2 separate regions of the Homo sapiens genome follow, and region 1 is linked to region 2. A link is a loop called in an ENCODE intact Hi-C map of the cell type or tissue named here. Cell type or tissue: A673. All regions are shown on one strand. Each heading gives the region's core, and the rest is flanking DNA. Links, peaks and the distances in the headings are about the cores only. Region 1 overlaps LINC02758 (long intergenic non-protein coding RNA 2758). Region 2 overlaps LINC02755 (long intergenic non-protein coding RNA 2755).

What was found. Hi-C counts contacts between places; a loop is a spot of excess contacts. Peaks named below come from ENCODE experiments on the same cell type or tissue, not always from the same donor. Only the 100,000 strongest peaks of a DNase experiment are listed, where the experiment ranks them.
Region 1: it touches region 2 in a loop (2.4-fold over the local background); 7 of 110 quality-filtered maps call a loop at or near these places.

What each region holds. Positions count from the first base shown.
Region 1 is chr11:28,540,230-28,556,229 of GRCh38, forward strand. LINC02758 (long intergenic non-protein coding RNA 2758) reads left to right here. Exons shown (of 8, transcript XR_002957243.2): 2 at 2,924-3,031; 3 at 15,137-15,364. Among named protein-coding and RNA genes, the nearest start is that of LINC02758, 9.3 kb to the left of the region's middle. In A673, for the core only: no CTCF peak of the experiment used is centred there; DNase peaks (open chromatin) are centred at 7,142 and 7,422; H3K27me3 peaks cover 3,473 bases.
Region 2 is chr11:29,336,429-29,352,428 of GRCh38, forward strand. All of the region lies in intron 3 of LINC02755 (long intergenic non-protein coding RNA 2755), which reads right to left. Among named protein-coding and RNA genes, the nearest start is that of LINC02755, 250 kb to the right of the region's middle. In A673, for the core only: a CTCF peak has its summit at 7,474 (motif pointing right); a DNase peak (open chromatin) is centred at 7,513; H3K4me3 peaks cover 451 bases; H3K27me3 peaks cover 4,662 bases.

The sequences.
Region 1 (16,000 bases), core at 4,392-12,391, 800 kb before region 2:
GAGTGATTGACTCTAACATATACATTTCAGGCACCATAGCAGGGGACAAGGGGAAAGAGATCTCGGGGGATATCTGCATATGCTGCTGACTCTATTGCCCATAATGGAAGGGCATAATTAATTAGAAAGCTAGAAATCAAACTTTCTCCATGTGGAAGGATAAGAAATCTGAGGCTTACAAGAGCAGCAGGACTAGAGAATAGGAAATGAAAGGTTCATCACAATAGTCTTCTCACCATCATAATCTTTTTATTTTGGGGATAAATATTGAATATATTTTATATTCAAGACAACACAATGGGTTTTGGGGGGATTCTGGTGAAATCTGTAGTTAGGACAGTGGCAGAGACTGGCTAGGTACTCACCAAACACATTTTCTCTTCTTTCTGGGTACACTGCTAGCTTATCCTCCCAGCTCACTCTTCCTGAGGTAAGGACATGTGACCACTTCTCATGAATGGAATGTGAGAAGAAATGTGTGTCACTCCTAGGCCAAGGTTGCTGAGTGGGTATAGTCTTCTCTGTGCCCTTTGTTCTTGTTACTACTCAGATTCAGAGGGTCCTTTGGAGTAGTCCAAGGAGATGGCACAGCCACTTGATTGAGGGGAAACCTGGAATCCTAAATAACAGGGAAACCTGGAGTCTCCTTTCCCCCAGCCCCATCCCCACTGAGTCACACTGAATTATGATATGAGCCACAAATAAATCTTTATTTTATTAAGCCACTGAAATTCTGGGGTTATTCAGCACAGTAGCTACCAAGACAAATATAGAAAATTACAATACAAATTGGAAAGTGAGATGTAACTTGTGAGAGATGGGGAGAGCTTCTGTTCCTTTGAGATAATCAAAGAAGATTTTATTGGAGGAGGTAATAACTGAGCCAGATATATTTTTAAATTAGATAAGACATAGGTAATTAGAAATGGGAGAGGCAGAGAGTTGGTAACTGTTTCAGAGGCAGAAATGAAAGAATGAAGGGGGAATTGGGAGGTGTGAATAGATCATATATTATATGTTAGTTTGGATGGCAAGAACGTTATGTGATAGGAGGGAGGTAAGAAGTAAGGGTGGAGAGATAGAATGCTGAATTCCAATTTTACTCCCTAGGATTTGTTTTTTACTAGAAGAGTAAAGAAGAAATAGCTTGGAAAGATGTTTGAGATGACCAATTTAGATATGAGCTCAATGATATCCCCTTGTTACAATAAAACCCCTAATCATAGCAGTGCCTAATAATAGGGTAGAAGACACAGGGAAAAAGTACAAGATGAGACTAGAGGGGTGGTGGGAGCTAGATCATGGCATCAAATTCAGGAGAGCAGATTTTCTTCTTAGTTCCATGGGGTACATTGGAGGGTTTCATGCAGAAGAATGCTGTGAATGTCATGACCCTGATTATTGTGTGGAGAACAAAAGTGCATTGGTAAGAATGGAAGCAAGGCACCAATTAGGAGGCAATGATTAAAGTGAGGCAGGTCCTCTCAAAGAACTTAAAGTCCTAGTTTCAGTATATTCATTTGGGAAGGGTAATGCATTTGCAGGACAAAATCAATAAATTAGAAAAGAAACCCATTGCTATAATTCCTTGAAGTAGAAATACAAAAACAAGAAAATGAATAAATAAATACATACACAAATACAACAGAGTAATAGCAAAAACAAACAACAAACAAACAAACTTATAAGGCAGTCTTCCTTAGACATGAGTGTAGATTGATAATGTCTCAGAGAGGTTGTGTATATCTGTCTAACCTACCCTGCCCTATTCCCCTATCATGCTGTATTTTTCTTTATAGCACTCATCTCCACCTAAAATATTATAATCTATTTTTCACTCATTTATTGCTAGTCTATCCAAATTCCACTTAAACCCAAGAGGGCAGGGAACTCATTTTTTCACCACTGTAGTTCCTGCATTTAGAACAGTGCTTGGGAGAGAAGAGGTAGTATTTGTTGAATGATTGAGAAAAAAAATAGCTATTTGCACCAATGTGTTTTCCTTGAAAAAATACGTGACTTTGTTGGAAACCTCAACTGAAGACTCAGGAAATCTAAGGAATTATTCTTCAGTAAAAGAACCCCAGGATGGACTAATAGAAAGAGCATGAGCTCTGGCATCACACAGGAGTGTATTCAAATCCTGGCTTCTTATGTTTCTAGTATCGAATGCTGGGTACTTGAACCTACTTCTCTGAACTTCATTCCTTATCTTTAAAATAGTATGACTACTCTTACCATAGTGTAATTTATATAAAGCATAATGTCTCCAACCCTATTTTTAAGAAATAATCTTTAATTTGTTGAAATAAATGTTTAAAATTTTCTAGAATTCTTATTTTTTCTAGAATTCACATTCATATCCTGGAAAACTTGGCTGCAGCTAACTTGTATATCTGCCTTTGTTCCCTCCATCCCTATCCTATTAAAATAAACAATGTCATTCTTTTTTCCCTGTGCTTTTCTTGAATTTTGCTTCCTACCTACTACACCACACTGAGCCAGTGAAAACTTGTTTAACTGCACAGCGTTGCCTAGCAATGTCATGCTCCTCTCATGGTCTCTCTCTGGGATATGGTAACTGGACTCCTGCTACTAATTCTTCTGTCTTCATATATCTATATATCCAGTCTTTTAACAACCATTAGAAGGGACATTCTGCTCTTATTAGCTGAAGGTCTTATAGAAGAGTCACCATTGTTATTCATTCTAATAAGATTAGGTAGAAATGTTTCTCTCTCTTTTCTCTAAATCACTCAGATTCTGTGTTTAAAAGGTCAATTACATTTATTTCAAATTGGTAAGACAAACATTTCCTGTGCATCCTGAAAATAAAATGGCTCAATGAACAGTCTCTTGAGAACATTTATTTTTTAAATTTTAAATATCTATCTGGCACTAAAATGTTTCTCCTGAATCTTAGGACTGTATTGAAAGTGATATTGAACAGATGCTGTGTCTGAAATGGAATCCATACCCCAGGAAGCTGACACCAGGAGTGGTGTGGGTGAGATGACCTGGCCCTGTTATTGTATCCTTCACTACTAAATGATCATCTTGGCCATGCTATGAGTTTGCAAGTATTAAACAGAAAAAGCAACAGCCCACTCACAGTGCCACATCATGGAACACTGGAGGTGGGCCACATGTAATAAATATAATTGGAAATAGAAGTAATTTCAAATCACTAATCTGTAGACGACAAAGTGATCTCAAAGAACCAATTGATGGCCAGCTTGTTTTTAGAAATCCTCACTGCAAGAATATTCAGATGCAGTAAAAGAATTTAGAGTCTCCTATTGTGTGGAAATGGGCTTTGATCCCTTACCAGTGGCTTTAGTAGTGCCTTCAGAAGCCTAAGCTGTTACATGCAGAGTCAAGAATAGCCTAAGCTGTTGCATATGGAGTCAAGAATCAGATGTAGGCCAGCCAGATTCCATACATTTATTTACTACATGATACCACATGGGTTACAAACTCAAATGCCTACTGGGGTAGTCAGGTTGCTGGACTAAGCTAGAGGAGGTGCACCTGTTTAAAGAGTAAGCTGCTACTAAGTTGTAGATGTGCTCTGTCTGTGAAACTGCAGACCCAGATAAGCCAGATCTTTTGATGGCTTTAAGAGAGCGTGGTTGTCTGAATTTTCTTGTGGAATGCCTTGATTTTCAAAGCATTGACAGTTAAGTAAAACAATGCAGCCAAACATGTCTTTGGGGCAGATGCAGCACAGAGTCCAGTTCTGTGATGGTCTGTGTATAGTCTTTGCTATTTGTGCGCATAGGCTGAATAAGATAAAGAATATTCCTGAGGTCCGACAGGCTCTTGCAAGAAAGCACAGCTATGTTCTGAGTGACAGGCTACAGGCCAAAGGCCACCTAACAAAATCAACTTTCAAATGGAGACAATACGAATACAAATGTTCCCTGTCAATTAGGCACTCCTACCCCACAGGTAGACAGGAGGAAGTTCCCAAGGAAAAAATTTAGGAAATAGAAAGGAGGAAGAATGGTAGAGGGAAGGGAGAGAAAGTGAGAAAATAGTATGGAGCTGCCTCTGCTTAGTGTCCAGTCTCCTGCTCTGACTGGGGAGGCAGGATGCTGTCCATCCCTAGGCAAAGTTAAATTCTGCTACGGCCTCAATCACTCTGGAAATCCAGAACTCTTAAATTAAATGCCATGGCCTTGGGCTCCAATTTTTAGTAAACTCTTCACCACTAGGAAGGGAAAATCAAACCTCACATCGGCAATGTTTACTCTCTTTTCTCTGCCCTTGCAGGAATCAGATCTTTGCTTAGCTTCTGCATTTCCCCATTTTCCTGAGAGGAGACTAGGATTTTGCTATAAGCAGGGAGGTCCAAGCGAGATCCCACATTAGTTTTGAAGAGATATATACATGCCTAGGAATATATTGTTGCAATACTTTCATTCTGAAAACTGTCGTCAAAATCTGGGCCCACCTATTCAATGTGATAAACGCAGTAAAATCTACATCTTTGGAGCAGCTTTCTGAATATCTCATTTTTCCATCTTCATGGCAACTTCTCAGGCCCAGGCATCCATCTCAGTTTCTATTCTAGCTCTCAAGTGATAGTTAATGAGTGTCTGCAAAATGAAAAGGTATAATCCTTCACAAAATATTCGTAATTTCAAAGCTTTGAAGATGAGAGTAACTGACTTCAGAATGCAAAAATACGAAGCTACAATTCCTAGGATAGAGATTTATTTAGTAGAGGGAGGAGAAGACAGGTTCTGGAGGTAATCCAGGCAGTGTAGACAAATTTAGTACTAAGAGTTTGAATTCTGAGATCCCGTTAACCAGTGTGACCTCAACCCTGCACTATGGATCAAGATTATCACTGTAGAACCTTGAAAGCTAGGCAATGTTGTTAAGGAGATTGGGAGCAGAGAATAAAGACATGATTATGGATACTAGAATCTAGTTATTAAATAAAAGGCAAGAGAACCAACTCAAGGCTGACTTGAGGACAAGTCTCTGAGCTCTTTCAAATTTCTAGAACATTGCAACATGGTGGTGTGGCAGGCAGAACAATGGCCTCCCGATGTCCACAACCTAATCCCCCAAACTGGTGAATTTGTTACCTTACATGGCAAAAGGAACTTTGCATATGTGATTAAGTTGAAGATTTTTGAGATGTGGAGATTATTTTAGATTATCCAATTGGGCTCATTATTATCATAAGTGTCCTTATAAGACAGAAACCAGAGTGTCAGAGTCAGAGAGAACTTAGAAGATGCTTTGCTGCTAGATTTGAAGATGAGAGAATTGGCCATTAGCCAAGGAACATAGATGGCCCCTAGAAACTGGAAAACGAACAAACAAAACAAAACAAAACAAAAAAAGCCCAGTTGCTTCCTAGAGCCTCCAGAAGGAACACAGCCCTGCCAACAGTTTGATTTAATCCCAGGAGTAAAATTTGGATTTCTGACCTATAGAATTTAAGATAACCTATTTCTGTTGTTTTAAACTACTAGTTTTGTGATCATTTGTTACAGCAGCAATTGGAAATTAATGTCATGAACAAACATGTTTTGCTTTCAAAAACACAGAGCATTGGCAACTTAAACAAATTTCACTTCACATAAAAATCTCTGTGTCTGACATCTTAAAAACATCTGGAAAGGCTAGTATTATGTTTGTCCTAGAAAGAGTAATTTGGGTTGCACTGTGCTGTGTCCTTTGGATGAGCATGGACTTCAGATGTATTCGTCCATTCTTGGATTGCTATGAAGAACTACCTAGGGAAGAGGTTTAACAGGCTCATGGTTCCACAGGCTATACAGGAAGCATAACTGGGGAGGCCTCAGGAAAATTACAATCATGGTAGAAGGCAGAGGGGAAACAGACACAGCTTACATGGCCTGAGAAGAAGGACGAGAGAGAAGAGGGAGGTGCTACACACTTTTAAACAACCAGATCTTGTTATCACTACCATGAAAACAGCACCTCCCACCAGGCCCCTCCTCCAACACTTGGGATTACAATTTGATACGAGATTTGGGTGGGGACACAAATCTAAACCATATCATCAGAGTTTGTATCACACCCTATTGCGGTGTTTATTGTGACATCTCTCTCCATATGTATTTATGTATATATATTTTTTTGAGTCAGGGTCTTGCTCTGTTGCCCAGGCTGAAATATAGTGGCATGATTTCATTCACTGCAGCCCCCATCTCCTGAGCTCAAGTAGTCCTCCCTTAGCCTCCTGAGTAGCTGGGACTATAGGCACATGCCACCATGCCCAGCTAATTTCTGTATTTTTTGTAGAGACAAGGTTTCACCATGTTGTCCAGGTTGGTCTCAAACTCCTGAGCTCAAGCACTCCACCCGCCTTGGCCTCCCAAAGTGTTGGAGCCACTGTGCCTAGCCTTTCTCCAATTTTATATGCCATGTACCCCTATGGTGTTTAAGTTCCTGGACTGAACTGTTGTAGATCATCCTCTCTGACAAGCAACATGACTGACTCCACAGTTTGGGTTTAGGCTGAATGTGCAAGTTAATGTTAGGTGAGCCCAGCACAGATGTCTATATTGGAGAAACGAGGGAGCCAGGACCCTTGTTCCCATTCTACAGATCATATACTAACCATTATCTGCGGAATGACGGGAAATGGAGTTGTTGCTTGGCTGCATGAAAAAAAATCAGCCTGGGGCAGCACCTGTAAATTCCACGTCATTTTCAAGTTGGCTTTGTCAGTAGCTCATCAGGCCAGGAGAGTGGATGTCATAGAGCCAGCTTGGCCCATGGAAGACTCCTGCACAGCCCAGGCTGCATGGAGCTCTGCCCTCAGTTCTTCATTGAGAGAGGCAGCTCTGACAGCAGGCATATGCAGACTGTGTGGTCACAGGCACAGGTGAAATGAGAAACGGCTGACAGCCGGTCAGAATTGCCCTTGTTGTGTCACGTGGAGCACATCACATTACCAGAGGGCCTCGTTTACTATAGATGAGGAACTTGGTATAAAACTAACAACCCTAAATGATTTTGTTTTTCTATGACCCAGCATGGTAATACGTTGGGAGCATTTGCTCTGCTCTGTCTAACATAATGGTGTCATGGTGAGTTTCCCAGGATTTTATTGGCACTGATGTGAAATAGCTGTTTTTTTCTCTCCAAGGCTATAATTTTCCATGTTCTGATTTTGCAATCATAGCACCATTTGGGTTAACTCAATTGCTTTGTCGCTTCGGTAAAGACAGCCCACACATAATGGCAATTTAAAAAATCATACAATTTTAATAATTGAGTGACTAAGACCCAGAGTGTCTGATACAGGAAGCTCATAATATTTTGTAATATGATTTTGAAAAGATAATAGAGGGTAGAGAAATGAGTACGACAAGAAAATGACAACACTTTCTTAAAGTGCTGCTATTAAGTGGGTATGACAAGCCCAGCTGGGTTCCTACAATGTTTAGCAAAGAACAGGACCCTTCTAAGCTGCTGCCAGAGCCTGCTTGAGTGCAGCAAGAGCAACGTGGTGGTGAATTTGTTTTCTTTCCTCCTCCCTGCTGCCTTTGTTCCTGAGGATTATTTTACCACTGTCCTACCCTCCCTGCTCCTAAAGGCTTGGTGGAGCTCAGGGGCAATGGACCCTGTTGCCATGTTAAGCTTTCTCTTTAATCTCTCCTGCTGGGTGCAGTGGTTCTCAAAGTTTTTTGTTTTGTTTTGTTTTCCCCAAAGCACTAGAGTTCATTCTTCAAGAGAAATAGTTCATGAAAGTTCAATATATAATACTACATATAAAAGCAGCACACTCTGATGGAAGAGATGGAGAGACACAACAGATTCTGAGAATCCTGGCTTTTCTTTCTCTCCCCATCTGGGGACACACGGGAAGATGTTTGAAATCCACTGGCTTGGAGCTCACTGGGAAACCTTGAAGATGCTTTGAAATGGTATTTCCGAGGGTTCCTTCAAGTCAAGGGTGTAGAATTTCTAGTTCAACTACACTTCTAAAAATTCTGTGATTTGAACACTGTTCTGTGAGTAAGGCTCAGAGGGCCTCATCAGATGAAAAGGCCATTTTTGTTGTTGTTGTTGTTGTTATTTTACTTTTTTTTTTTTTTCAAATGCTTTGCTTATTTGGTAAGCTCGAGGGAATTCTTGGAGTTGGAAAAGTTTCCCCCAATGGTCTGTCACATTCATCATTTATCCAAAACAATTCCTCTTGGATTGAAGAAGAGGGTGTGGACATGTCAATGTCCTAGGCACTTGGTTTTCTCTCTAATATTACTTCCTTCTTTTTAGAAGTTTATGTGAAACGGTTTCTGCTTTTGCTTGATCACTGAGATTCTGGACAGTTAATTTTTAGCTAACCTTTCTCAAAGCGGCATTCACTTTGAGGTCTTCCCTCTCACGTAACCAAAGAGGATAAAAATGGTACCCAGGTTACCTAGCCTTAAGTCTCAATTTTGCCGTAAGACCATGGAAGCTCCAAGAGGCCAGGTGATTTTCTAATGACAAACTTTATGCTTTTTTTGGTTTCTAATGTGTCAAAATATACCTAAGCTACTGTAGGAGATTTGAAAAGCTCTAAGTGAGATGGTCTTGATTTTGTTAAAGGAGTTGTTTACATGGTAAGGTGAGTTGAAGTTCATCCCAGGTCATCGGTCACCAGGTAGATAACACAGATTTACCTGATGTCAAAACCAACCTTCTATTTCCCTAGTATTTCCACTATATTCACAGGGTATTTGGCATTGTATAGACAGCTTAGATGAAGTCTCCTTGGAAATGAAAGCTCACTGTAAATTAGAGAAAACAGCCGTGTTTTATTCTTGATCCCAGGATCAAACTCAGAAAGTAACCTTAAGGCAATTTCAACCCTTCAGGGGCTCAGTTGCTCTCCAAGGGAAAATCACTTCAGCTGTGTAGGTTGCTTTAGAGAAAAAAGGGTGTTAATAGAAGAATTGCCTTTCTTACTTCAATGCTGTGGACAGTGAGTGGCCAATTTACTCAGACCTGAGGGCTGTGAGCATAGACAGGTGGCTTTCAATGCCCAGCCCAGCTCAAAGTCATGAGAGTAGATCAGAAACTAGATGGGGGTGTTTGGTGTCACTCTCTAAATTGTATAGATATTATTGACAGACATTTAGGCACACAGTAGGAGAGGGAAACTTTTCTATTCTTCTGCAAGCCTGAGTCAGTCTCTCTTTCCTCTTCCCCTTTTATTCAACTGCCTCCGTGTTAAACAATCTCTGTCAGATCAGCCTACAAATATTTCCAAACCGTTGTCCTTTTCTGAACCTCTTAAATAATGTTCCATATTGACTTGAAACTCCACTTGCCATAAATGCATAAATGGTTACTTTTTATGGTGATTGAATTCAAGTTATTTTCTCTATTTAGAATGTTCTTCCTCATATCCACTTGTCTAAACCTTGCTGTAATAGATTTCCCAAGGACTGCTATCTCTCCCCATAAGAGAATTTTACCTCCATACTCCAGTGACAGCAAACTTGACCTGTAAATTGCTTTGACTGATGAAATGTGAATGAAAGTTACTTAAGTCACTTCTGAGCAGCAGCTTTATGAAGTATTACATGGTTCTGTCATTATTCTTTTTCCTCTGCCATCAGACATGTGTGTTCCACATAGGTCATATTCTGTCAGGTTAGTTGCAGAATAAAAGAGATGTGCAGCTGAACCACAATGGACATGCAATACAGGAGGAAAAAAGAAATTGTTGTTGAGATTTGGGGATTGTTTGTTACCACAGCACATGATAGCATAAGTTGACTAATGCACTTGTTTATAATTCAAAGCCCAATTCAATGTCATTTCTTCTACAAAACCTCTTATTTCTGTAATATGATATCACTGGATTTGAATCCTAAATTTGCCACTTTGTGAGTAATAAGACATTGGAAAATTTATTCAGTCTTTCTAAGGTTTAGTTCCTTTACCTGTAAAATGAGGAGAATACTAATACTTTAAGGAGTGTCACAAGATTTAACATAATTCATGTAAAGCTCTTAGCACTTAGTAGTTAACTAGTATTATTTATCTTTTAAGTTTTCCATTTCTTATTTATAGCAACTGGCATACTGCCTTGCACTTAGGAAATGTTTAATAATTGTTGAATAAATCAACGAATTAAAAAAATGCTCATTGATATCCATCGTATTTTACTTTACTCTTAAGAGTTGAGGGTGAAGGCCACCATGGATTATCTAGAAGTTCCACCCTGGAATTTACCATGGACCATACAGTTTTAAAAGAGGAGAGCATAGCTTTCATTAGCAAGTTATCTTGATTTCTTGAGAGCCAGAGGAAAAATCAGAGAAGGATTTTCTAGTCTCCCATGTGGCAGAAAATGCTTAACAATTTCTTCAAGGCTGAATAAGGCATAAACGTATATACTTTTCCTCAGGTGTCTTCTGTCCCTCTTTTCCAGGAAATTCTGTATGTATGAGCTAAATAATGATTATAGGTAATATTCCTATTATCAAAGAGAAAGGATGATTGTAAAATAATAAAATGTGAGATTTGATTTTATTACTCCCTAAATCCTTTTATAAAATGTTCTCATTTCATATAAGGAACACTCATGCTGCTTTTTTATACTTACCCTTTAGGGTAATTTCCTTTTTCCATTCAGAATTCATCCTGTTTTTTTAAATGGCTCCCCAAAGTCTTCCTTTGCTAATAGTTGCTCACCCATCTGTGCATACGCATGCCATCCTGTAATTCTGGTTTCTAAGCAAAGAAAAATTTTATCTCCAATGAAACCAACTGGAGGACATAAAATATAAATCAACTTCTTAGGGCTTATCTCCCAAGCACCATCACTATGGATGATGTATCAGGAGATGAAAAAATGTATGAAAGAGATTTATAATTAAGAATTTAGTCACCTATGTCTAGATCAGTATTGTTTTCCTCCAATTAGATACTGAGTTTTTAGGAGACTGTCTTTGTATGCTTTAGAGAACTGAGTCAGAAAGCTGGAAATGACTCCACCAATTATTTGTTGATTTACTGATTATCATTTTGCTCAAGTGATGAGTCTTGGCCCTGCAATAATACTATCAAGTTGTATACGCAAAACTAAGGGCTAAATTTTATGGTGTAGAATATGAGTGCAGTAGAAATTAATTAAATGGTCTGAATAGCTATGATAATGCCAGATACCAGGGATAATCTTCATGTTTAAGGTATTAGAAGTAAGAAGAAATCAATATCAGCTTCTTTATAACTTGGTAAGGGAAGCATAGCTATAAATATAAGCTAGAAGGAGTACAGAAGAGTGAGAAATTGCCTTGAACAGATAATAGATGGCTTTGCATAGAAGTTCTGTTTGAGCTGGTTCTGGAAGGAGTAGTCATTATGTGACAAAAGAACAATGTGGAAAAATAAAAGCCCTGATATCAGAAAGCATAGGAGATAAAAAAGTAGTATGTATTTAAAAAACTAGATCACTTAGACCTGTTGAGTTTGAGAGACTTGGGTTGGGAGATAACCAGAAAAGACTTCTGTATATGGACTGAAAAGTATTTTATAATTTTCAAGGTGGCAATTTTGATTGACTAGAAGGTGTGAATAGATGAAGAGAACTGGATGTTCCAGAAAGAAGGTGAGGAAGAATGGAGAGGGTAATCAGGCTGTAGGCTGAAGGTAAAAATAAGCATCGCATTGATATTTGGATGTGATTGAGTCACCTGAGACCAAACTGCAAACTCATTGTCCTAGTCTAGCGTCCATGATAAATGCATGAAGATTTGAAAGCTTCTTGAGGGTAGGCCCAACAATTTATCCCATTAATTTCTAGGCTCACACTCAGTGAATGCCTAGCAAAAGAACAGATTTATCAATCTTTCAATTTTTTTCTGCTTTATTCATCCAATGCTGCCTATCAAAACTCTTGCCAGTTGTTCCCCCTCGTGCTTTGATTCACATGAGTATTAGATATTCGTGAATATCTAATATTCACATAGTGTTAGTTTTGGGCCGGGTTCTGTTCTAAGTGCTGTGTATGTGTTCTCTCATTGCAACCCTCTAAGGAAGCTGGTGCTGTATATGAGATTCCTCCTAACAACCGCATGAGAGTGGTAGTAGAGATAAAAATCTGAGTCACATCAAGCAACTTTCCTAAATGGAGGAAGTGGGATTGAACCTGGGCAATCTTGGTCCAAAGTCTGAGCATTTAACCACCATGCTCTGGTTTCTAAAGACAGCATGTACGTTTGCTGATGGGACCAATAGTGCAAGCATTTGTGTACAGTTTACTTTCTGATAATTTTCCTATTTCTATGACTCTTGGCAACGTGCTGTACCATTTCCAAAGAAACATGACAGAGTGGAAGGAAGATCTGCTTCGGAGTGAGTCTGGACTCCACATATACTCATTGTGTAGCCTTTGGTAAGACACTTAACTTCTTTACAACTTTCCCATGACTGTTCATTTGTAAATGCGAATGGAAATTTACACACTGCGGAGTTGGTATGAAGATTGTGACTAATCCAGGTGAAATTTTCTGGCATATAGTGAGTTCTCAATAAACATTAGCCATCAGAATTAGTTGTTCTTGTTAATGTGGCGGCCACCTGCTTCTCTTGCATCCCTAGGCTTGGGTACTTTTGAGAACAGATTAGGTACTAAATAAAGGCTGGCTGACTAGTTGACTGATATTTTTTTGCCTTGCCTGGGGGAAGACATCCCAGAACAATATGTTACTATTAGTCATTTTTCTCTAATTTGTACACAGTCTCTTTAATAACCATTTGCACTTGCATAGCACTTTCTATTAACTGGAGTTGGTTTTACTAACATTAATGAGACTTGCAAAATACCTGTGTTATGGCAGGATTATTATTAGCCTGAGAAAATTTTTCATCACAGTTTGTCACAGGTTGAAAAAAAAGCTAATAATTTAACAGAAAAACCAAGACTACAATATTCATATTCCACACACAGTGACTGGTTGTCTTCATTTAGGTGTACTGTTTGGAAGTCCCAGTGCTTTTTCCTTCTCCTGACAGTTTCCAACTAAAGTCCACTGCTGATATCAAAGGCCACTGATGTGCAAATTATTTCTGTGTTCATTATTCTTTTACCTCATTCACAGAGCAGGATGATGCTTTGCACTAGTTTCTACTTAGAGTGCTCCAGATCTGGTAGGTAACAGAAGACATGCATTTAGGCCTCAAACAGTACAATTTAAAATAAATTCTGTTGGAAAAAGCAAGTCATATTAGTGACATGAACCAATGGCCTACTATATTATGACACAAAAGAAACCACTGATATTTGTTAGCATAGTAGCTAGCTCTCTGGCTTGCCAGTATTCCATTTTACAACCTAAACACATATAATTTTTGTTCCAAAGAGTAAAGGAATCTATTTATACAATGTGAGCAATTTTTTAAAACTCAAGCAACAGATAATGAGACAGCTACTAATCCCATGTGGCAAATCCTACTCAGAGAGTACTTTTTCTCCTCTTGCAGCCAATCTGTTATTTGTTATTGTATTTTTTATTTAGTATTCTTTTTAAAAATTGGGTAGAGACCTCCTAGCCTTTTAATCTGCAAGGCAGAAAAATGCTGTACTACTTGTTACTCCTTGTGATCACCATATGTAGAACAGATTATCCAAAGCTGTTTCCCTAATTCTTCTCATTAATTTTTTTCTCTCACTGTCTTACAACATAGGTGGTCTCCCTGGGGTTTCTCACCAGCTAGATATGTACATTTTTGCTAGTTATTTTACATCTTTGAGCTTCATTTTGCTTTTATCTGTAATGGGGGAGATAAGTTAGAAGTGCTTGCTATTTTTTAAAGTTTTTTTCTAGCTCTAAATTATATATATTTTGTCATAATGCATTACATTGTTAACAATTTAGTTTTGCTCAATGAACATTGTTTGAGCTGAAGTCAATCAAGAAGTATATTGCATTTCTGTGGGCAAAGAAATGGTGTAGGTTATTCCATTAGTTTCCTATTGCTGCTGTAACAAGTTACCACAAACTTGGAGGCTTAAATAACACCAGTTTACTGTCTTACAGTTATGTAGGTTAGAAATGCTTTATAGGTTTCACTGGAATAAAGTCAAGGCATTTGCAGGGCTTTGCTGGTTCTGGAGGCTCTAGGGGAGAATCCATCTCCTTGTCTTTTCCACCTTCTGGAAGCTGCCTCATTCCTTGGCTCATGTCCCCTTTCTTCTATCCTCAAAGCCAGCAACATGGCATCTCTGTTTGTGACTCTTTTTCTCCTCACATTTTCCTGACTGATTCTTCTCTTCTATCTCCCTCTTTCACATGTAAAGACCCTTGAGATTATACGAGGCCATCCAGATAATCCAGGATAATCTTAAAGTTGACTGATAAGCAACCTTAATTGCATTTGCAAACTTAATTCCACTTTGCCATGTAATCTAACATATTTACTAGTTCCAGGAATAAGGATGTGGATATTTTGAGGGGATGACATTATTCTGCCTATAAGAGTTATATATGCATTGATCTGTTTTTTTTTAAACAAACAACTATTATATGCCAAACACCATTAGCTACCGAGAATGGACTAGAAGGAAAAAATAGAAATAGTCTCTGACATGTTGAAATTTATAAAGAAGTGATATGACATGGGTTAGATTGTAACAGATGAACATTAAATTGCAACTGTAATAAGGAAGGAGTGATATTATGATACACTATTTAATATGGTTTAGAAGTGTGTCACCTCCAAACCTCATGTTGAAATGTGACCCCAATGTTAAGGTGGGCCTAGTGCTAGGTGTTTGGGACATGGGAGTGGATCCCTCTTGAATAGCTTGGTGCTGTTCTCTCAGCAATGAATGAGTTCTCACTCCATGAGTTCATGTGACAGTTAATTGTTAAAATGAGTCTGAGACCTCCCCCTTTTTATTTTACCTCCTCTCTTGTCATATTACACACCTGCTCCCCTTTCACTTTCTGCCATGAGGAAAACTTTCCTGAGGTTCTGACCAGAAGCCAAGCTGATGGTAGTGCCATGCTTGTACAGCCTGCAGAACCATGGGCCAAATAAACCTCTTCTTTCTAAATTATTCAGCCTCAGACATTTCTTTATAGCAACACAAAATGAATTACTACACTATAAAAAGATTTTTTGACTTAGTAAAAGTGGCCAGGAAATGCTTCTCTCAGGAAGTGGTGACCATTTAGTTGACATCTAAAGAAGCATTTGGAATTTACCAGATGCAGAAGGGAGGAGAGTCCCACGAAGAAAGAAGAACAACATATGCAGAGGTCTTGGAGCAGGAACGAGCATGGCCATTCAGAGAAACTGCGCTGATGCCTCTGTGGCTGGAGCTCCAGCTGGAGGGTGCCATGATGCCTTATGAAATGAAACTATGAAGGTGAGAGGGGCCAAATCATGCTCTGTACCTGTGTTGGCCATGCCCAGAAAACACTATTAGTGATAATGGCATTTGAAAACCATACAATAGTTTAAGTACTACATTGACCTGATCAAATCAGATTTTCAGAAGTTAATTTTGAGGATAGAAGACCCAGTCCCTGCCTTCAAGCAGCTCTCAGTAGTTTAATAGAAGTCGTAAATATACACATGAAAAGTTAAATAACAAAAATTAAGTAGAAAAGACAGACCATAAGACGGTACAGATAAAAGCTCTGAATTTAAGGGATGCGAGTCAATAATCTAAGAAGTTTTTCTGGAAAAAGATAGACTTGTGATAACCATAGATATACTTTGATAATGATACTTTATTAAGGACACTAACTACCTTAGTTATCTTTTGCTATACATTTAGTGGCTTTTTTACTATACATTTAGTGGCTTAAACAATGTTCATTTATTATTCCACAGATTTCTAGGTCAGAAGTGCAGTATACTGTGTCTGTGTTCTCTGCTCAGGGTCTCAAAGGCTAAAATCAAAGTGTTAGAGGAGCCGCTTTCTTTCTGAAGCTCTGAGGGAAGAATCTGCTGCCAAGTTTATTCAAGTTGTTGGCAGAATTCAGTTCATTGTGGTTGT
Region 2 (16,000 bases), core at 4,055-12,054:
TAATTCTGGAGGGAAAAAAATTAGAGGAAAGCATGACCTAAAGAAAATCTTGCATCTTTTGCAAAAGATTTTATTATGCAGATGTCTTATATTTTTCAATTTTCTTTAAAGATTTCCCCTTATTGAAAAATATTCCTATGACAAATTAAATGAAATGGAGATGCTAGGTTGAGGCAAAGAATTTGAAAGAGTTTGAAAAGTACAGGGGAAATAAATAACTATCAGAAGGTGAGCAAGAGATGGATAAGAATGAATACTTGTCCCCTGCTTTTTTATCTCCCCACCTCCTACTCACACCCCAACTAACAAACCTGCGTCATTTGAGCTGAAAGAAGAATTCATCTCTGAATATAGATCTGAGTTAAAATCATTTTGCAATGGTCCTACTGTGGTTTTTGAGAACAATGCCATCTCTTAAAATAACTGTTTTCAATCGTGACCTTCAGTGTGTCTGAAAGTTTGTGATGATGAATAGTGAACGCTGAATGGCATGCTACGGAATGCAGCCCCTTAATTGCTCACAGAGAAGTCACATAGGATTTTCAATCCTTCTGTTTATGCCAACGCTTGGAAAAGATCACTGAGTTCGGATCTGTGTTGAGCTACCAGACTGAATCAGAGATAAAATTTTCCATTTGAGCCAGCTACTCAGCCTTTGGTGAAATAATTTGGAGAGGTTGCGGGGCAGGGAGCACAGTGTGTAACTATGTTGTGCACAGACTCTGGCGTCAGACATATGTGGGTTTGAATTGTGGTTTTACCATTTCATGGCTGTGTGGCCTTGAGCAAGTTCATTAATTCTTTTGTTTTTCTCTCACAGTATCTGCAAAATAGGCATCATCATTCCTCACAGGGTTGTTATGAGGATTTAACATGCTAATATATGTAAAATATTGCATACAATAAGCATGCAAGAGAAGACAGCTGTTGTTGTAACTATTATAATGTATTATGAATTTGTTTTCAGCAAAGAGTAAGGAAGCAACCCAGCCCTGTGGCAAACCTGAGGCATGGACAGGGCAAGGGTGGAGGCTGTGGGATGGGCAAGGAAAGGGTCTGATAAGAGAGGTAGGTGGGTGCTCAGGGAATATAGCTAAAGGAAATGCAGACCAAAACCCATGAAAGGGTGATAGAAAGACCTCTTCTCTTTAAGCTGCCTCTTCTTCAAGGCTAAGCATTTAAAGTTCCTTCCTGGAAAATCATATTCATGTTAATGACCCTGAATTTAGTGACTGCAGCAGTGCACCGTGTATTTTTCAGCCTCTGGAATAATAGAGGAAGGATGTGATAATTAATTTTATGTGTCAACTTGACTGAGCCACAGAGAACCCAGATATTGGTTAAGCATTATTCTAGGTGTTTCTGTGAAAGTGTTTTGGATGAGATACAGATGTGTATATATATGTACATATACATTATGTATATATGTGTGAAGCACATATGTATGTAGTATATATATATATACATATGTATGTATATGTGTGTATATATATATAGAGAGAGAGAGAGAAAGAGAGAGACGGAATATACATATACATTCTATTGGTTCTATTTCTCTGGAGAAACCAGGCTAATACAAAGGATGTTGTACTTCTTGACTTCTGCTTCTAGAGACTACTTCTGAAACAGTGCTGAAAGCCATCTGGGCTTAAGGTATGAGGCAAATTACGCTGGGAATTCTCCTCCAACTTCTGTGTTCCAAGGAAAGCAAATAATGATCACCCTCCCAGGTAGTACTAAAGGAGAAAGGAAGAGGGAGCTATCTGTCAGGGATTCCACCTAGGAAAACCTTTGGATGGCATTGCTGGAACTAGAAAAATAAGACACTTTCTCTACAAGTGGATTGAGCATGGCAGTGGGGAGTCACAGAGGCAGTATGGTGAAGATTCTATAAAGCAACAGAGAGACTTCTGAGAACAAATCATGAGTCCAAACTGAGTTAGAAGTGGTAGTGTATTAGTCCATTCTCGCATTGCTATAAAGAAATACCTGAGACTTGTAATATAATGAAAAGAGGTATAGTTGGCTAATGGTTCTGCAGGCTATGCAGGAAGCATGATGCTGGCATCTGCTTGGCTTCTGAGGAGGCCTCAGGAAACTTACAATCATGGTGGGAGGTGAAGGGGGAGCAAATACATCACATGGCCAGAGCAGGAGCAAGACAGAGACAGGAGAGGAGCCACACACTTTTAAACAACCAGATCTTGCAAGAACTCACTCACTACCATGACAACAGCACCAAGGGAATGGGGCTAAACCATTCCTGAGAAATCCACCTCCATGATCCAATCACCTCCCACCAGGCCCCTCCTCCAACATTAGAGATTACAATTTAACATGAGATTTGGGCAAGGACACAGATCAAAAACATATCAGCTAGTGAGGCAAAGAATCTTCACCTTGGAAAGGAATGGAATTGGCAACACCAGGCTTCAGCCTTGTCAGAACATGTTTGGAACTAAGAAATAAAATTAGGCCTCAATTCATACATAAGGTACAAAATGGTATGTTGTTCCCTGAAACCAGGGAGAAGCCTGGTCACTAGGGCTAGAATACAAGGCAAGGGATGACTAGAAGCCAATCTGATCTGATGAGAGGCACCTGAACTGCTAATGTGAGTTCTACCAAAGCTGTTTTTCTAGATGAATGACAGCTATGATCCAGGCTTCTGTGCTGCCTTTAAGACAAGGGACCTTGAAGAGACTTTTGTAATGATCAGACTATTGGTAACTGGGCTTTGGAACAATGAGTCTTTCCAAAACTCTTTCTTCCACATTTGTGGAAAGGAGGAGGTCCATGTCTGTCTCCATCCTTGTCCAGGTCTTCATAGTCATGAAGCCTCCCTTGGTGAAATCCCACAAGACAGGACTCCAACAAACATTCCTTCAACATTTCAGACTGAATCCTAGGATTTGCTCAACTCTTTCTAATCATAGTATATGTGTTAGTCTGTTCTCATGCTGCTAATAAAGATGTATCTGAGACTGGGTAATTTATAAAGGAAAGAGGTTTAATGGACTCGTAGTTCCACATGGCTGGAGAGGTCTCACAATCATAGCAGAAGGTGAAGGAGGGGCAAAGGCACATCTTTCTTACATGGTGGGGGGAAAGAGGACATGTGCAGGGGACCTGCCTTTCATAAAAGCATCAGATCTCATGAGACTTATTCACTATCATGAGAACAGCACAGGAAAAGTCTGTCCCCATGATTCAATTATCTCCTACCAGGTCACCCCCATGATACTTGGGAATTATGGGAACTACAATTCAAGATGAGATTTGGGTGGGGACACAGCCAAACCATATCAGTATTATCTCACACTGTTTTTCAATCCCTGAGTGGTGGCCTTGTTACTGACTTTCTCATCTTTAACTTTACTACATCTTATACTTTGGACTTAATGCCCAATACTACTTTTTTAGAACCATCCTTGGATACTTCCCTTGGATTTGTTAAAAACTAATAAGTGCATAGCAGTCTAATTATTAAAATAGTATTGGAAATTAACTTTTTCTATCTCTGACAGAAATCTGGAAGATAGATTTATTGATCAGGCACATGCGCAGGGACTTAACCTTATTCTACCAATGGTTTAGAATGTGGCTGAAAAACACCAAACTGGACAGCAGCCCTGTAACACATAAATCTATATCAAAGGAAGAATAAGATGATAAGTTTCCTTGAAACAAAATGTATAATTTCACATTTTTTAAGAATTAGCATGGGGTGCAAAGTAGCATGGCAGCCAATCTTTGGAAAATCAAAACAAGAAGTCAGACCTTACCAAAGTGAAATGGTTGCCACACTAGACTGTCTCTCCTACCCCATAGATATGAGTAATCACTCTGTATGTTGCAGAGCATTTAAATTTGAGAGAGGAGATATGATAAGTTATTGACTTTGGGGAGGTTTAAAATTCCTCATAAATATTTGTCTTGAAATTATGCTTGGTGGGAAACCTTTCAGATTACAAGCTTATAGAGGCAAAAAAATACCTTAAAAGTCAGCAAGCCAAATAGTTTCTGTCCTCATTGCTACTACCCCAGCTTTAATGTAGAGATGTGTTATAAGGATTTTTCAGGCTGCCCCTGCTACACACTTTTCAGAGTAACACCAGTGCCCAGGTGGTCCTGAATTGAAGCAGTCTCTGCTCTACCCCTCTACTATTTGTCCATCTCTTACTGAATTTGTTCTGATGACTCATTAGAAAACAAGACATCAATTCTTTACCATTACTGAACTTCAGGAGATTGGAAGTTACCAAAGCAATTTGTATACTCTTTCTAGTTCTTGCCCTTCATCCATCTCTCAACCTCATTGTTCAACCAGTTAAGATAAAACAAATAAAGGAAACAAATAGGTTGTGAATGAATTCTATGACTTGATGCAAGAGATCCTGTTTCCCAGGCTGTCCTTTATCTGGCAATAGCTAGGAAGCCTACTTGAATGTGGCAGGACTGGTCAGTTTCCTAGGGTCGTCTTTGAACTACTACTTCAAAAGATAAGGGCATCATGAACATGGAAGTATGGTCTGACTTCACGGTGCCATATAGTATCAAGCATCCTTTCCTCCCCTCCAACCCAGGTACCATAAAGCCTATTGAATACCCATTTTCTTTGATATACTCACCTTGTTCTGAGACCAACTGGGCTCTATGCGAACTTATACAAATGCTGAAAGCAAAACAGCTAAAATGAGTGTTTTAATGAGTTTGAGCTGCTATAAAAGAACACCATAGGCTAGGTGGCTTATAAACAAGAGAAATTTATTTTTTTAACTTCTGAAGCCTGGGAGGTCCAAGATCAAGAGGCTGGCAGATTTGCTGTCTGGTGAGGATTCATTTCCTGGTTCATAGACAGCTGTCTTCTTGCTATCAGCTCACATGGCAGAAGGAGAAATGGAACGTTCTGAGGTCTTTTTAGAGCACTAATCCCATACATGAGGGCTCTATCCTCATGACCTATGATGCAACAATGAATTAAAAGAGAAAAATCTCAATTCACTGTGGATTTGCTGTTCTCACACCCCAAACTCACTTTAATTAATTTATTCTGCCTAAATGAACTCAGTAGATCAACCATGAGGTGTCATTACACATCACAGCATTCAAGAGACAATATACTTCAAGAGACGATATACTCTTGACAATATATCGTCAAGAGACAATAAAATGAATATATATATATATATATATATATATATATATTTATGGAGAAATCTTACATATAAGATACTGAGCAAAAGATTTTAATTATCGTCTATACTGACACAATCCAGAAATAACTATTATTTTTTCCCATTCTGAGCAAAATATTGCATACTATACTACGTCCCAAGTGAGCCACAAAAAGGCAGGCAAATTCAGTAGATTCAGTTTTACTAACTTTCAAACACATACAATGGATTATCTCTGAATTCAAGATTGTTCACAATTCCCCAAGAGGTCAGAAGCACGAGGACTGAGAATGATGTCTACATATTGCTTAGAAGCACTAAGAACTAGGAAGTGACTGAATAATTGAAAATTAGATGACTTTTCTGAAACTGGAATGTAAACTCCAGGTTTGACTTAATACGGAGGCATTCAGAAGTAGTTAGCATTATTCTCATTTTGTAGATGAAATCACTGAAGATCAAAAAGTATAGTGGCTTTCCTTAACTTACATATTTAGTAAGTGGCAGAATTGAGGTTTAAAATCTGGTCCTACGACTCCAGACCACAGAAAAGGGACAGAATACACAGCGGTTTAAGCAGTTCTAGACTAATAGGCTGGAGTGGGGGGCAGGGAGAAGAAATGAGAAGATGCAAGAAAATGGAGAAAATAAATTCAAATTTATGTCTATCTCTAAACCATATAAACCCCAAAGAGCCTCTTCATCCTCCTTGTGTCGTCCACATTGTTTTCTTGAACCTTCCTTCCAGGTTTGGCTGTAAAACATGTTGTAGGCTAAAAAAAGTCTTAAGATAGAGTAACTAAATAACAGATATTCGGGGTGATTTCTGAACTTTTTAAATAAGAATCTCCTTATTTAAATCAGACACATTCTCTAGAAACTATCTCCATTATTTGAGCAATGTGAGGAGGATATTAGTGTTGGCAGGGTTAGTTCGATGGTAAACTGAATAGGCAGGCACTCAACTTCAAAATGATTTAAAGGGATACATGGCTTCAAAATGTTTGTGACTGGAGTGTACCAGGATTTACAATCAGAAAGACAAGGTTTGAAATGTAGACCTGACCAGATGAGTAAAATTGAACAATTCACTTAACCTCTTTGGACATAGAAATAAATGTCTAAGATAGATGCTTACCCAAAGGCACACCGTAAGATCATGGAAGAACTGGGCTTGGAGCCCAGATCCACTGATACCTAGCCAATCATGTTAACTATGAAATAACCCACAGTAGACACCAAGTACTTGATTGCTGCTTTCTAATTTGCCTACCTGCAGCCTGGACCCTGGACTCTTTGCCAGGCTGGATAATCACAGAACTATTATTTGTCAAGTGGTAAACCCCGAGGGCCCTGAAACAACTCTTTGCAGTTCCTAGCCCCCACCACCATTCCCTCACCAGGCTGCAGCCTAGATAGAAAATGAATGCAACCTACAACGAAAAGGAGGGGCTTTTTAAAAATTACTCCCCCAAGTGTCAAACTTTATGGTGTTTGGATGTTATCTCATATCTTAATGCCCATTGTTTTATGTCATCTTACAAATGAGTCGCGATCATTATTATTCTCAATTTAAAATTGGGGAAACTGAGGCATAGAGAGGTGACGTGACTTTTCCAATATTGCACTGCTAAAGAGTGGCTAAAACAGGGTTTAAGGTCCATGCTTTTTCTCTGTCTCAAGCTTTCCTCCATGAAATATTGAGAGATGGTTTTATTTGATGAGAGAGGTGTTTACTGACCTCCATGATATATAGCCACTCTGAGCAAGCCCTTAGCTCTCAGAAAAAGGATGAGGGGAGAACCCCATTTTCAGAGTGGTCTACACTGTTCTCATCTTTCTCTCTGTCCTCTACCATGATGGGGAGGTCACTGCAGCTTCCTTCTCTTTCACTTTGGAAACCCAATAAAAGAGGAACAACCACGAGACTAGCAGCTCTGCTCCTTGGAATCACACGCACCACACGGCGGGAGGAGACCCCCTGGATTCCCCCATCACAGTCTGAGTCCCATTTATTTCTTACCCAGGCATCTCTACAAAGACCGAGCTGAAGGAATGCTGGTGTGGCTTTCCATTCCTTGCCCTTTATAACAGAATGTAATTGGTTCTAGTTCAGCTACCTCACAAGTGAAAATCTTCTACAAAATTGCATTAGGAAGAAAAAGCAAGCCAATCTGGCAGAGGGCAAGGGCAGCAGAAATCCTGTGTAGGTGTGTGACAAACGGGTTTATATGATTTCCTGAAAAATAAATACATACATAAATAAGCAAACAAACACCACCAGGCTGCCTCTGTGCATACGCAGTGCTCCGCTAGGTGGCAGCACACTCTGCACCTGGCTTCCTGCCTGCTCCATTGGAGAGTGGAGCATACCCACTCCACAGGCAGGAGAAAAGGGCAGGACAGAAAGAGGAGTGGAGCTAATATTTCTTGAAGGTCTCCTGTATGCCAGGTCCTAATACAGACATTTTGAAATATATTAGTTTATTTAATTCCTACAACAACATATTGGGGTAGATGTCTCTGTTTTAAAGTTATTCACAATAACATTGGATTTTGTTGATTTACTCTATGCCAACCACTCTACTATGTACTCTTAACTTCATTTGACTCCCTTAATATCCCTAAAAGTGATTCTTATTTTTATCTCTCTGTTACAGATAAGGAAACTGAGGTTTAAAGAGGGTAAGTGGCTTCAAAACCACACAAATATTAGGCCAGGACACTGAAATCTGAATTCTGGAAGTATGACAGCATCTGTAAACAACTGGGAATGACATTCCCTGATTATATGAAAGATTAAGTATTTTCAAATATAAAAAGTGAGACTAGTAACTAGTGCCAATGTTCCTAATAATAATTTTTATGAGTGTAAAATGAATATATATATATATATATATTTTATGGATAAATTTTACATGTAAGATACGGAGCAAAAGATTTTAATTATCATCTATACTGACACAATCCAGAAATAACTATTATTTTTTCCCATTCTACTTTTGCCTTTGTGCATGTGCATGTGTTTATAATTGTTCCTGATATGTTTTGGCTCTGTGTCCCAACCCAAATCTCATGTGGAATTGTAATCCCCACATGTTGAAGGTGGGGCTGGTGGGAGGTGACTGGATCATGGGGGTGGATTTCCCCCTGGCTGTTCTCATGATAGTGAGTGAGTTCTCATGGGAGCTGATGGTTTAAAAGTGTGTATCTCTTCTCCCTTCACTCTCTCTCTCTCTCTCTTCTGCCACCATGAGAAGAAGGTGCTTGCTTCCCCTTCACCTTCTGCCACGATTATAAGTTTTCTAAGGCCTCCAGTCATGTTTTCTGTTAAGCCTGTTGAAGTGTGAGTTGATTAAACCTCTTTTCTTCAGAAATTATTTAGTCTCAGGTAGTTTGTTATAGAAGTGTGAAAACAGACTAATACACTTCCAATCATATTGAATATAAAGCTTTCGATAATTATACATATACTTGGGAATTTGGATTGCCCAATTTTTTACTACTCTAACATTTGTTGTAATACACAGCCTTGGCTATTAATCTGAACACACATCGCTACTTTTTTCTGTAGACAAGTTTTCTATAAATGGAATTGCTGGATCAAAGAATCTGACCACATTTAAGTTAATACCTACTTCCAAATTATTTTTAGAGAAATTTTATCAGTTTTATTTTATTTATGCAAGCCCTGTATAAGATTCTCAGTTTCAATTGCTACTGCTGGTGCCTTGATCTTGGACTTCCTAGCCTGCAGAAATGTATGAAATTAATTACTCTTACTTATATGCCACTCAATCTAGGATATTTTGTTTTAGCAGCCTGAGGGAATAAGACACCTGCAATTACAGTTGAAACTTCTCCACTCTAATGAGGTAATCCTCATAATTATCAGCTTGCGTGTATAATTTAGCACCATCAAACTTTGTCACAGGATTTCACTCAGTGAGAGTGAAATCATTTTCATTCTTTAGTCTGCATGACATTGTACTTCCCTGTTTTTGTCCTGTTTCTGACTAGCATTTTCCTCCATCACTAGAACCTATTGCTCCATGAAAATCTTCACATGATTACCAGAGTCCACTTTTCCTAGTCCTAGCTGCCTATGTAGCTTGGCTGTCTTAATATAAACACAAACTTAAACTTTTAAAATTTCTCAAATAAGCATAGAGTTCATCCAAGCAGAGAGAAAAGGCAGGACACAGAGACACTATTCAAGGCAGAGTAATAGAGCAAAGAATGAGGTAGGGATGTGAATACCACTCCGAAGAATGACTAAAGTAGTGTTTCTCCCAGAATTCCAGGGCATTTGACAGGTGTTGCTCAAAATGAAAGAAGGAACACAGAGAGGGTACTCAATTGTCATTCTAGTTTGAGAAATATGATATGTTCTGCCCCCAATTTACCGTATAAATTTGCAGAGTAAAAAGCTCAGAAAAGTCCTACAATATGAAGACCTATTTAATCCAGTCTTTCTCATATTTATTTAACTATTGGGCATTTTGTGGCAAAAGGTCTAGTGAAATATAAGTGTGGGAAATTCTGAACTAGGAAGATGAGGTTCCCAGTAGTGACATTAGTAAGTTAGAGACAAACAGGTCATGGCAGATCTTAGCTGCCTGGAGTTGCTGGAGGGGTATTGTAGGTGTCTTGTTCAGCTTTGGGGACTGAATAAAAAACAGTGTTTCATCAGTTCATCAAGTTGGATTAAGTTATTTTTCTTGAATAGATTATTTAATGCATTTACCCAATGGAAGAAACCATACTTTGTACATAAAATAAAGTAACATTTCTTTAAACTTCAAAAAAATTGGAGGGGGCAGGGAGGTATACAAAGTTTCAGTTAGATAGGAGAAATAAGTTGAAGAGATCTATTGTACAACATAGTGACCATAGTTAACAACAATGTATTGTATTCCTGAAAATTGCTCAAAGAGGAGATTTTAATTGTTCTCGCCAAAAAAAAGTATGTGAGGTAATGCATATGCTAATTAGCTCAATTTAGCCATTCCACAATTTATACATATTTCAAATCAATATGTTATACATAATAAATATGCATAATTATTATTTGTCAATGAATTACTTAAAATATATTTTACAAGGGAGAAATCTGATGAATATTTTCTTTTGTAAATAGATAACATTTAGTGTGATATGAGCAAGGGTCTGAAGCCAGGTGATGGATTGAGACGACTTTGGAGTTGATAGGACTTCTCCCCTAGGACAGATGTGGTGCCTAATTCTCATAATGGTCTTGTGAGTGGAGAGAAAAACAATTCAAAAAGGAGAAGGAAAGACCAAAATTCTGCAATTGATTAACAGAGGAGGTGAAGTGGAGAAAGGAATCAAACGATGCTTATGTTTATTAATTCATTTATTTATCCAGACAGCAAATATCTGCAGTGCTAGTAACTGTAAGTATCAATTAAACCTTCCATAGGCCAGGTATAGTGGCTCATGCCTGTAATCCCAGCACTTTGAGAGGCTGAGACCAGAGGATCACATGAGCCCAGGAGTTTGAGACCAGCCTGGCCAACATAGTGAGACCATGTATCTACAAAAATTAAAATACAAAAACTGAAAAGATTTTTTTAAAAAAACCCTCCACAGCCCCTACTTGTATTCTGAGAATACAAGAGAATGTGCAGAAGGACTTTTTTTCTCTCCCCAATGCCTCACAGAGATTGAACAATATTAACTATAAGGAAAATATAAATGCACATAATAATTTTTATATCAGATATGTATATACAAATAAAATATTAATTTTCTATCAGCCAAGTTCTATTATGTCTGTGTATGTGTATTATATTGAATGTATAGTGAAATATTTAAATGTTATAAGGAAACAAGATAAATCCTGTGATCCAGGCTAATAACTAATATTATCACACCTCCCAGAACTCATGCCCTGATGTTGATGTAGCATCCAAAATTCAGCTTCCAAATCACTCAGACTATCGTTTGTTATTTCATTGCACTGTTCCTTTTTTTATTTCTGTAATAATGATAACAACCAACTCATCAATGCCTGGTGAGCAGAGCATTCAAGCAGCAGAGAAAATCTATCCTGAAAGATAACCAGTTTCTCTAAGCTGAAATGATACTAAAAAAAAAAGACACAGTCAAGCAAACAAAAAAAAGAATAGACCATGCAGTATCTGAAGGGAGAAAACTCACTCTCTTTGCTGTAATTTTAAAAATGGGATATGACAACCTCTTTTGGTGTGGTGCCTGTGCATGTTTCAATATTTTTATAGAAAATGGTAATATAATTTCTAGTCTCAGAAGTGAGCTGACATGACCAGTAATCTTTAGTGCCCTCTGAAGAGAAGGTTAGGCAGATATAAATTACAGCTTTGAAGATATGTGTATACTTACCAGCATTATTCACTGAAATAAAAGCTAGAATATTATCTTGGAATTGAAATGAGTCAGAAATGGATAAAACACTTGTTCTCACAAGATTTTGCTCTTCCTGGATAAATAACAAATCAAATTGTCAAGTGTATACTTCGCTGCCTAGTTGAGGGAAGCTCCATGCTAAAAAGGCTGGGAAAACAGTAACGTAAGAACAAAAGTGCTGAAGTCACATCGATACGGGTGTGATACCTCTCCCCATCCAAGTTACACTGACTAGCTGTGTAACTTGAACAAGTTGTTTGATCTCTCTGAACTATGGTTTCCATTTCGGAAAAATGAGGAAAAATAGTTATAAAACATATTTTATAATTTATGTAATTTTTTTAAAGTGACAGTGTGTGCTGTAGAAAAGAGACTCAAAAACTATTCATTATTTCACCTCACACAACACTTTTATTGGACTAGAAGGTCATATTGCACTCAAATACTTTGAGAACAAGGATGTGGCCCCTAGTCTCAGAAGAGTTGCAACGCGGTTGCCAAAAAAAAAAAAAATCAAAAGAGAAATAGACTAAACAATTTTTATGAGGCCCGCTCAAGGAAAAGCAGTGAGCTACTTCTCTGTGAGTCTCATCGTGTAGTGCGAAGAGCAGATGTTTCAGGACTGAGTTAGTCACCCTTGATATACCTTGATCTACGTGTTAGAGGGTTAGGATGCCACTAGTCATTGGAACATCAGGAGGGAGCCCTCCAGGTGGGCAAAGGGTTTCAGCAAATATGACAGCATAAAATCATTTTAGACTATTAAATGACAGAAAATTCATTACTTATAATTAGTATTTTACTATCCAGTATTTCATCTTCTACAACTGAAACAAACTTCCATTTTAGGCATCACTGAAAGGAGAGTTCAATAATGAAAAAGAAAACAAAGAGAAATACTTTTACTAAAAACAAGATAAAGGATCTAGCCAAACAAATAACAAAAGTACAAAAGACTAATATTTTTAAAATATTAAGCCTTGTTAGGAAAGAAATACAAACTAAAAAATTAAAAAACCATGGTTAACTATTCAAATTTCTAAATATTGCAGAAAAAGGGGGAGGAGGAGAAGGAGAGGGGAAGGAATAAAAATGTTGGTACAAGTATAGGACAATAGTCATTCGCATGGATTCCTAGTTGGCATGGAAGTCAATTTGATATTATTTATCATAATTTTAAAAAATTATGTAATTTAGCCCAGCAATTCCCAAGAAATTTATGTTAAGCATATAGCTACAGGAATGTTCATGACAGCTCTCAAATAATAGTGAATGATTAGAATAAATCTAAATATCTTACTGCTGACAGATTAAATGATTTATATCATATCTATTCATGGAATCCTATGAAATCATAAACATGTAATACTTGTCTCAGTAATGCTACGTTATGAAATGGAAAATGATATTCCAATATAAACCATTTTAATATGACTATAAATATATACAAATAGAAAGAACAAATGTTATTTTGAGAGTGGTCATTATTTGGTAATACTGTTTGTATTACCAAGTAATACAAATGTTTTAGCTTGTTCATTTGTACCTTCTGAATTTCCTGCAGTTTTCTGTTAATGAGATGTTAAAAATAAAAGATAAAAAAAACAAAGAAAATGAGAAAATATTATTCAATGCAATGAGAACTAATTTTTCAGGATCTACATACAGGATAAAACTCTGGAGGAAAATACAGTGATCTCTATGGGCACGTGTAGAGGGAGAATAAATTCTAAAAAGTAAGTGGACCAGCGATGGCTAAATTCAGCTTTGTCATAACTTATTCAACAATGATTACCATGTATCTTGAGAACTATGCTGATTTTGACTACAGTAGTATAATGAATTGTACTATTAGTGGCCATTATACAAGGTCATCATAAGGGCAGAATTTGGGAGAAATTTGGCTTTTCCACTGTAAATCATCCTGAGAAGAGGTATCAATACCGGACATAAAAGAGTGATTGATTGAGAGTAACTTTGCATATAAATATTAAGTATTTTCAGGGCTATTCCAGACAGATAGCTAATTTTATGATACGGGAAAGTCTTTGTCTATAGTTTCTAAGAATAGCCGCATCTTGTAGGAATTGTAAATAACTTTCCCTATTGAATTTCCCTTCTGTTATTATTAAACCTGTAATGATATTCAACTATGGTTTGCCTTAGCTGTGTGAGGGGCATTATGACAAATATAAGATTAGGGTTATAAAGGTCACCTGAGTCAGGGAGAACAGTGTTCATTACATGGAAAGAAAGACGGCTGATGAAGTGCCAGATTCCCAGGAACGGTGATAAGCAACAGCAATGACAGATGTGTAGATCATGAAAGCATCTTCAGGGTTTTTAAACAAATTCTGTGCACTTGAACTGAAGATTTGCATTAAATTTACCTAAAATATAAATGGTGAGTTTAAAATCAAAGCAATTTGGATATTCAAAGTCTTCGTAAAGTTAATGATACCTGGAGAACTCAGACTGAGCCCTAGGTGACATGGCACAAGCATGTTCCCAAAAATACATCAATTGACTCCAACTCAAGAGACACCATTAGTTCCTGATGCATACTAATCATAGAAAGGACTTAAGATCACACTGTGGTTTCTTCAGGCTTCACCAAGATATAAATACAAATGAAGTTGCATTAATGGTAATAATTGAAATCCTGCAAGACTACTCCTTAACTACACAATGGATAACCTCCAGCATCTTTTTAAAAGTCTGCCCCAATCACTTCTAAAGGCCACCATAGGAGTTACTTACGATTCACTAACCTTTATGCCATGTTTTTACACTGTTTGTTAGAGTCAATTGATGATAGCGCCTTGATTCTGGCACTGCTGCTAGTATCTATTCTTCATTGCACTGGGGTCATTAATTTATTCCAAAAATATTTGTTAAACAACTCCTATATAATATTATCTGTTCAACTGACTGTATAAAACAGAATGTAAATAAAACAGAAATGTTCTTATTATCCTAGGGCTCACATGGCAGGAGACAGAGAATACATAGGTAGGCAAATAGACATACAATATGCCAGGTTGTGATAAATGCAGTGATGACAAATAAATCATCAGAGTAAGAAAATGCAGAGTGATGGAGGTGAGGACAAGCTTTTTAAACAGGGGAGTCATGGAAGACCTGTTTATGCAGAGACATGTTTGAAATGAGGGAGCAAGCCAGGTGGTTATCTGTGCAAAGATCATTCAAAATAGTGGTAGCAGCGAGGGCACATGGAGATTCGTGGGCCCTTTCTGTGGCTAGTGATAATGTTGAGACTGGGGAGAGGTTATGCCAAAGAGATAATTACTAGTACACCCAAAGCTATATTATCAAATATAAAATTATCAAATTACCACTAAATGGAGGCAACTCATATTTCATGCCAGAGAGGAACAATGCCCCTTCTTATACCCTATCTTGAAATTAGTCACTAGAGGCATTGAAGAAGCATGACTTTAATTCAGACCCTCAGAGTCCCCGGGGAAATAACTCCCTCTTTCAACTTCTCCTTGTAAAATCCCTCTCTTGAGAACTAATGCATGAATCCAGGAATCAGGTTAAAAGTTAGACACAGTGCTATCTTGTCCATCCCCTCCTTCCCTTCAAACTCTATAGCACATATCTACAACCCTAATCCCCTGCCATGCTATAAAAATGACTCATACAATTCATGTTTTGTTAATAATTTATCTCTCTCATGTAGCATAGTGTGGGAGTTCACAAATACCCCAAACAAAATTTGAAGAAACAAACCCATCAATACCATAGCCATGTCCAGATATATCTGAATGCCAGCATGGGCACAGATGAGGCTTGGATTCTGATTTTCCCAAAATTTTTGGAAAAATTAATCTATGGATGAGACAAAGGGAACAGGGAGCTGAAATAATACTATTTTCCTAAAGCATTTCTCACGTTCTGATGGGAAGAGATTGGCTTCCAAACCAAATAGATATAAAGTGTTTGTTTTTCTGTGTGTCTGCCCTTAGACAGGTACATTCACTCATCCATTCTTCACTTACTAGGCACTTATTGAGGACATACTGCCTTTTGAGCCCTGTGCAGGTACAAAGTATTCAGAGATGAATCAGGCTTTTAAAAAATCTCTTAAGAAACTCATTTACTAGTGGGTAAGACAGATAAAAACAAGCATGTAGTTATTCCAGTTTAGTGTCTCTAATCCTCAGTTTCATTAATCTAAAAATGAAGCACACTACCTCCTTAGCTAGATAATTACAAAGATTAAATAGTTAAAATACATCAAACACCTAGCAGAATGCTGGACTCATAATAAGCACTCAGTAAGTGTTAAAAAGCAGCACAAGGCAGAAAAAAAGAGCATTAGGTAATTCAGTGGATCTCAAACTCTAGGGAATTTCAGAATCCTTTGGAGGGCTTGCTAAACAGACTGC